Linked DNA regions of Homo sapiens: region 1 is linked to region 2. The links are chromatin contacts, found by Hi-C or POLR2A ChIA-PET in ENCODE. All regions are on one chromosome and are shown on one strand. The core of a region is the stretch at or near the end of the contact, and the rest is flanking DNA. Distances in the headings are between cores, read along the strand shown. Region 1 overlaps CYFIP2 (cytoplasmic FMR1 interacting protein 2). Region 2 has its middle 13 kb from the start of THG1L.

Evidence for each region. A loop is a pair of places that touch in the nucleus more often than their neighbours do. ChIA-PET counts read pairs that join two places held with the same protein, here RNA polymerase II (POLR2A). Pooled maps may share reads with other maps.
Region 1: a loop to region 2 is called in a pooled map, with 6 times the contacts of the local background. The contact joins two enhancer-like sites. A Hi-C loop is called at or near these places in 1 of 168 maps with a recorded cell type or tissue (chondrocyte) and 6 of 50 pooled maps. POLR2A ChIA-PET finds 5 or more read pairs at or near these places in 4 of 52 experiments (AG04450, BJ, T-cell and 1 more).

What each region holds. Positions count from the first base shown.
Region 1 is chr5:157,383,909-157,387,831 of GRCh38, reverse strand. All of the region lies in intron 28 of CYFIP2 (cytoplasmic FMR1 interacting protein 2), which reads right to left. All of the region lies in intron 1 of NIPAL4-DT (NIPAL4 divergent transcript), which reads left to right. Among named protein-coding and RNA genes, the nearest start is that of FNDC9, 40 kb to the right of the region's middle. Within about 2 kb of position 2,672, at least 15 of the 41 ENCODE cell types and tissues checked have a DNase peak (open chromatin) inside an H3K27ac peak, as active enhancers do.
Region 2 is chr5:157,716,415-157,720,420 of GRCh38, reverse strand. No RefSeq gene overlaps it. Among named protein-coding and RNA genes, the nearest start is that of THG1L, 13 kb to the left of the region's middle. Within about 2 kb of position 1,745, at least 3 of the 41 ENCODE cell types and tissues checked have a DNase peak (open chromatin) inside an H3K27ac peak, as active enhancers do.

The DNA of each region.
Region 1 (3,923 bases), core at 1,423-3,922, 330 kb after region 2:
TTGCCAATGTGTGTTTTAAACACGAAGGAGAGGGAACCCTGATTCCCGGTGACTCATCCTGATTTCATTGGCAGGAACAGCTTGGGAGCAGAGAGGGAACTGCTCAGATTGCCATAGTTAGCTAAAAATATCTCTTGTGTTAAAAAAAAAAAAAAAATCCTGAGCCTGTGTTTGAGTCTGTTTGTATTCTCTTTATTTGTTCTTACTCTGTTCTATTTGGCCCCAGAAAGGGCTCCCCATTTCAGAAAGAGAATGTCTGGTACAGGGGAGACGCTCAGTAAATAAAAGACCCCAATTTGTTCTCAAGCCATGAATATTTTGCAAATTAATGCAAAGTTCTGGTTTACTAATTAATCTACTGTGCATTTGGTTAATTTGAATCAGTCCTCAGGGTCAGACAGTCCTGGAAGGGGGAATAGAAAAACTGGCAACTGAGGTTATCAATCTGCAGACAGACTTTGAACTCTGGTGCCCCCCACCCACTACAGCCAATGAAAAGGGCCTTGAATGACACAGGAGCTTTCTCCCTTTCCTTTGAAAAGTGTTTGTCCTTTCCTGGTGGCCTAGTGGTTAGGAAAAAAGAAAAAAAAAGTTCTAAGAAAATAAAAATATTTCATAAACCTCATTACCCAGAGATGAGCATTCTTAAAATATGTATGATTTGTTTAGGTATGTGAATGTATACATGTATATTTAACAATTTGAGTCATATTACTATGTTGCTTTTTTCTTAATATATCAGTAACTTCAACTTATTTCTTTCAATATTGTGAAGGAATGACTACATTTAATGGTCATTGATATAATTCATTTAGTCGTATATACTTGGTTATCTTAAATTGTTTACAAACTCACAATTATGAACAATTCTAAAGACACCATCCTTTTTTTTTTTTTTTTTTTTAAATCTTCGAGACAGAGTCTCACTCTGCTGTCCAGGCCAGAGTGCAGTGGCGCAATCTCGGCTTACTGCAACCTCCACCTCCCGGGTTCGAGCCATTCTCCTGCCTCAGCCTCCTGAGTATCTGGGATCACAGGCGTGGGCCACCACGCCCGACTAATTTTTGCATTTTTAGTAGAGATGGGGTTTCACCACGTTGGCCAGGCTGGTCTTGAACTCCTGACCTCACATGATCCACCCACCTTGGCCTCCCAAAGTGCTGGGATTCCAGGTGTGAGCCACCATGCCCAGCCCACCATCCTTATACATAACATCGTGTGAGCTACCGCTGAGCATTTTGTTAGGATGAATACTTAGTAACTGAAGGGTCAATGAGTATAAATATTGTAAAAGGCATCTGCTATACAGTGGCAAACTATTCTCAAGGAAAGTTGATCCGTGTGCATCTACCTGTGTGAAGCCTGTTCCTTGTACCCTCATGAATACTCCTGTATCCCAGACTGGGCAACATAGTGACACCTCATCTCTATAAAAATAAAAAAAAAATTATCCAGGTATGGTGTTGTGCGCCTGTCATCCCAGCTTCTCGGGAGGCTGAGGCAGGAAGATTGCTTGAGCCTGGGAGGCTGAGGCTGCAGTGAGCTGTGATCACACCACTGCACTCCAGCTTGGGTGACAGGCAAAGACCCTGTCTCAATAATAATAATAAAATTATTCCATTCAGAAATAGTCTTCATCAACTTGAGATGAAAAATTTTAAAAATTTTACCTCATTCTTTGAATGTGCATTTCACTGATTACTGGTAAGGCCAGATACTTTTCCGTGTGTGTTAACATTGTATTTTTTTATGTTGTGAGTTTTCTTTCACATCTTGTCTTTTGGTATGTCTATCATTTTCTCTTTGCTTTGAAAATGTGCTTTATAGCTCGCTTCCTGCAAATACCCTCAATTTGCAGTTTGGTGTTATGTAGGGAGGGGAGTGTTTAACATAGCTTTTATCCATTTCTTTTCTATTCCCCTCGGTGGGGAGTATTTCTCTTTCTGCCCTTCTTATGTGAGTTTAACAAGGGGATAGAGAAAACATTTGTGAAGCTGTGCCGGAATCATCAATATTCCTTCTCTATAACTTTGAGAAGGAATATGTAACAATATTCCTTCTCAAAAACCTCAATGTTTTTTGAATTCTTATGCTTCTATTATTTGCTCGTGATAACAAGAAAGGCAGGTAAAGCAGCTATGATCCCATTACATAGATGGTAAAATAAAGATTGAGAAAAATGGCTTGCACTAGATAATTCAGGGGTGGAGAAGGGACAAGGATCCCTGTCTTTTAACCTCCCCCAGCCCCAAGTTTTTCTTCTTGGTGATAGTGTGGGGCAACAAACCAGGTCACTTCAATTTGTCTCAAACAAATGCAAAGAATGCAATACTGCTCAAGCTTCCCGGCTTTAAATATGTTGCAGACTTCCTCTGTCACCTCCTAGATATCTTACGAGTACCCTGTGCCCAAACCTTCTCAGAAGTTAATATTTTGTTAACTTTTCTTTGGTTCATGGAATGACTAAGTTTTGGACTATTTCTTGAGGAATGGGAGACTTATAAAACTAGCATTTCCTGTCTCACAGAATGTCTAGGCTTTTATTTGTTAAACACTAGGCATTTGACAGACTGAGATTTCTATCAGTCCCAAGGAAATGGTGTTCACCAGAACAGGGAAGGAATTCACAGTCCTCTAAGTGGAAACACATGCCAGACTTCGGAGTGAGAGGCGGGATGCCTGCAGGATGACAGCAGCAGTGGAGCAGACACATTCACATGTCACTCACTGGGTTTTCTCCCTAAAAGGAAATCACTGGAGAGGATCTCCTCTGTTTAGCCTCTGCAGGCCAAAAAAGAAAATGTGTGTGCTCTACAGTATCTGAGTTCTCTCTCTGGTGAGTCAAAGAACCCAACCACCATTAGCTGCTTTTTTTTTTTTTTTTTTTTTTTTGAGATGGAGTCTTGCTCTGTTGCCCAGGCTGGAGTGCAGTGGCATGATCTCAGCTCACTGCAGCCTCCACCTCTTGGGTTCAAGCAATTCTCCTGCCTCAGCCTCCCAAGTAGCTGGGATTACAAGTGCCCGCCACCACGCCTGGCTAATTTTTGTGTTTTTGGTAGAGTTGGGGTTTCACCATGTTGGCCAGGCTGGTCTCGACCTCCTGACCTGAGGTGATCCGCCTGCCTCGGCCTTCCAAAGTGCTGGGATTACAGGTGTGAGCCACCGCGCCCGGCCCCATGATTAGCTTTTAATCACCATTTTCAGAAGGAGGTTGGTGGCATGCGGGGGCCGGGCTGGGGTGGCTTCCTCAGCATGACGTCTGTGCAGATGAGGCTTTGCATCGTGCTCCAAAAATACTTACCATGTTTTGCCAGAAGAGAGGCCACCTTCTGTCCTCCGCTGAGGATTTGAGTCCTTTTGCCCTTGGTGAGAACACCAAAGAGGACCGCCGGAATGCGAGTTCAAAAGCAGATTTCAATCCTAAATCTCTTAAACAGTCAGCATTGGCTTGTCTCACTAGAATACCCTGTTTCTCTTCTAGAATTCTTCCCCTGCCTGCCCCCAAAATGTGAAGCTTGCTGAAATCAACTTGAAAGGAGATAGCACATGCCTTTTGTTTCTCCGCTCTCCCCCTATTTCTCTTCCTTCCTGCTCCCTGCATAATCTGAATTCTCTGAAGGCAGGGGTCCTGTCTTACTCATCTTGATGTTCATCGTGACTCGTACTGGTTTTTAACAATTACAGAATAACATATAAGCTCATTCACCCTTGTTAGAACACTACAGAAAAGGCTGAAGTCTTCTTTCTCTCCCACTCTATTCTATCTCATCTCTCTTCAGAGGTTGCCACCATGATAAACTAGGTAGACATCATTCCAGACATTTTCAGAAGAGTTTTATATGGTTTTGTTGTGTGCATTTAAAAAAAGCCATCATCCTGCATGAACTGTAGTGCAGCTTGCTTCATCCAATTGACTGTGCCTA
Region 2 (4,006 bases), core at 496-2,995:
TCTCAGAAAAAAAAAAAATCAAATCATAATTATTGACAGGCTCAGGAAAAATGACAGCTTCAGCTCTGAGTGGCTACAATCCCTTTTTAATAAATTCCAGTCTTCTTTATGGAATTGGTTAACCCCTTTTTTAAGCACTCTCTTGCTTATATGTCTTGTATTGATATTTGGAGCCTATATACTCAATACTATAACTCAAATTGTTTCTTCTCACCTAGAAGCAATCAAACTCCAAACGGTGCTGTAAACTGAAACACACATGGAGATGCCATTCTTCTGAGGACCCTTAGATCCACCCCAGGAGGAGCCCTAGCTGCTGTTCCCCCATGTGACTCCCCTTTTCAGCAGAAAGTAGCCAGAAAGAACCATAACCCAAAACCCTCTAACAGCAGTTAGTGTGGCATCTCCATAGCGGGGAATGTTGTAGGAAGAGAGGTCCTTGGGAAGTTTTCTTTTTTTCTTTTTTTTTTGAGACAGAGTCTCACTCTGTTGCCCAGGCTGGAGTGCAGTGGCGCAATCTCGGCTCACTGCAAGCTCCGCCTCTCAGGTTCACCCCATTCTCCTGGCCCAGCCTCCTGAGTAGCTGGGACTACGGGTGCCCACCACCACACCCGGCTAATTTTTTTTTTTTTTTTTTGTATTTTTAGTAAAGACGGGGTTTCACTGTGTTAGCCAGGATGGTCTCTATCTCCTGACCTCGTGATCCTCCCGCCTCGGCTTCCCAAAGTGCTGGGATTACAGGCGTGAGCCACCGTGCCTGGCCAAGGGAAGCTTTTGTTTTTTAAAGCATCTCTGGAAAAGTTTCTCTTAAATCCCTGGCTCTTAGCAGCAGCCCACCAACCTTTGATATGCAAATACTGACCATTAGAAAGTGGGCCCACCCAAACATGGAGATTCCTGTGGCCTTCCTGCCCTTTCCCCACATGTTCCTGGCAACATGGCCACCTCCAAATATCCCCAGGAGTGTAGAACATCATGGCGCCCTACATTTGCATATTAAAAGGCTAGGGTGGGAGGGTCAGCTTTTTTACAGGCTACGTGAATGTCATGCCTAGTCAAACCAATCCCTTGAGCCCTGTGCAAATCAAACACCACCTCCAGCCTCTGCATATATACCTGGCTGGTGTCCCTGCCAGGTGGGGACCTCCTCTTTCAGCTTTGGAGCCCCCATCCCTGTGTCTCTGTATGGGGGAGCTTCTTTCTTCTGTCTTCTCCCTTCCTTCTTACCTATTAAACTCTCCGCTCCTTAAAAGCAAAAAAAAAAAAAAGAAAGAAAGAAAAAACAGGGTTTCCCCATGTTAACCAGGCCGGTCTCCAACTTGTGGGCTCAAGCTATCCGCATGCCAAAGCGCTGGGATTACAGGTGTGAGCCACTATGCCCGGCCCTGAATTCATGATTTTTAAAAATGTATTTTCCAGGCCCAGTGCGGCGGCTCATGCCTGTAACCTCAGCACTTTGGGAGGCCAAGGCGGGCAGATTGCTTGAGGCCAGGAAATTGAGACCATCCTGGCCAATGTGGTGAAACTCTGAGCTAAAAATACAAAAATTAGCCTGGCATAGTGGGGCATGCTTGTAAATCCCAGCTGCTCGGGAGACTGAGGCATGAGAATCGGTTGAACCAGGGAGGAGGAGCTTGCAGTGAGTTGAGATCTCACCACTGCACTCCAGCCTGGGCGACAGATCCAGATAATGTCTCAAAAAAATAAAGTGTATTTCCCAGCTCTGTCCATTGGGTGGAGATAAAATGACACTCCAGAAGCAGTAAGCATCCAGATCTTAACTTCAAATTACCATTCCCCATGAAAATGAAAATAAACTCCTTGAAGAAATGGCTGGCTCCACATTGTGGCAGAGGAAATTCTAGGCGAGCCTGGGACACTGTGTTGTCCCAGAAAGGAAGGAAATGCTCAGACTAATGAGTGTATCTCAAAAAAGATGAGCCAGCTTAAAGGGGTTCCCACTGGCCAAATATGCGATAATTTGGGCATTGATAAAAATAATAACTATAATTGATTGCAATTGTATTGCAATTGTATTGATAGTGCCTGTAATCTTAGCTACTTGGGAGGCTGAGGCAGGATAATCGTTTGAACCCAGGAGGCAGAGGTTGCAGTGAGCCAAGATAGCACCATTGCACTCCAGCCTGGGTGACAAGAGCAAAACTCCATCTTAAAAAAACAAAACAAAACAAAAACACACACGCCAAAAGAACATAATCAGACATATTCAGGATGCAGGGTATTATGTAAGATCACTGACTTGGCTTCTTCAAAAGTAAATTTTATCAAGAAGAACAATATCTTTGAACATGTGTCCTAGGAGAAAAAAGGAAAATGAAAAAGGAGGAGAAACAGGGAAGAAAGAAAAGGTAAGTGGAGGGCTGGGCATGGTGGCTCACGCCTGTAATCCTAGCACTTCGGGAGGCCAAGGCGGGTGGATCACTTGAGGCCAGGAGTTGGAAACAAGCCTGGCCTTGATGGGGAAACCCTGTCTCCACTGAAAATATAAAAATTAGCCAGCTTGGTGGCTCATATCTGTAATCCCAGCTATTCAGGAGGCTGAGGGAGGAGAATTGCTTGAACCTGGGAGGCAGAGTTTGCAGCAAGCCAAGATTGTGCCACTGCACTCCAGCCTGGCCAACAGAGCAACACTGTCTCAAAAAAAAAAAAAAAAAAAAAAAAATAGAAAAGGTAAGTGGGGACTGTTCCAGAATAAGAGATTTAAGAGACATAACAACCAAATACAATGCAAAACTCTTGACTGGATACTGGCCTAAAAACCATTAAAAACAGCTCTAAATTCACTGGGGAAATCTGCAATTACAAACAACCCTAGGTTTTAGTGGTTTGTAAAACAAAAGTTTATTTCCTGTTCAAGTCACTTGTACTGCCAGTTGACTATGGTTATATTCCTGATAGCTGTTTTGATCCCTGTGTCTTACCCCAAAACCCAGGAAATGATTAGAAAAGCTTCTACACCGCACAATGTGCATCTTGCTGCTCACAATATGTTTGCTGAAGCAATATGGCCAAGCGCTAAGATTATAGGGGAAGAGTGTGTCATCTTCCCATAGAGAAGAGGAAAGTGAATACTTTTGAGTAATAATATAATCTATTGCCACTCTTTATTAGTGGATACTAGGGAATTTTAAATTTTACAGGTATGATAATGTAGTGTGTAAAAGACTAATCTTAGGAGACACACTAAGAAGTATTTAGGGATGAGATAGTAACAGTAAAAAAGTAGATTGGTAGTAAAAGCAAAAGTGGCAAACTGTTAACAACTATTGAATCTAGTGGTGGTTTTATGGGTATCCATTATATATTTTTTTAACTTTTCTACATGTTCTGGGTGGAATTGTGACTCTCCTAAAATATGTTGAAGTCCTAACCCATATATCTGTGGATGTAACTTTATGTGGAAGTAGGGTCTTTGCCCTATTGGCTACTGTAAGCAATTAAAATGGGGTCATTAGGATGTGCCTTTAGCCCACTATGACTGGTTTTCTTATAAGAAAACAGAGACACACACAGAGAGGAAGAATGGCACCTGAGGAAGGAAGCAGAGACTGGAGTGATGCATCTACAAGCCAAGAAAGGTCAAGGATTGTCCTTGACAAGGCTGAGGCAGGAGAATCCCTTGAGCTTGGTAGGTGGAGGTTGCAGTGAGCTGAGATGGTGCCACCGCACAGAGACAGGGTAAGTCTCTGTCTGAAAAATAATAATAATAATAATTGAGATCACAGATTTGGACTGCAGAAACTGAGCTTTAAATTATCAAAGTGACAGGAAGATTAGGAAATCTGCCAAATGTCCGTTAAGGATGAACCAGAATGATTTGACAGGGCATATTTGAATGAACTGATAGAATAAACATAATAGATCAATATTGAACTAAGATGAATCAGGAAACTGGTTATGGTAAAGATAACTGCCATTTTTTTGAGCACTCGCAAATTGCTATGTGATGCTGCATAAACCTTGTACAGGTCATCCTTTTTCATCC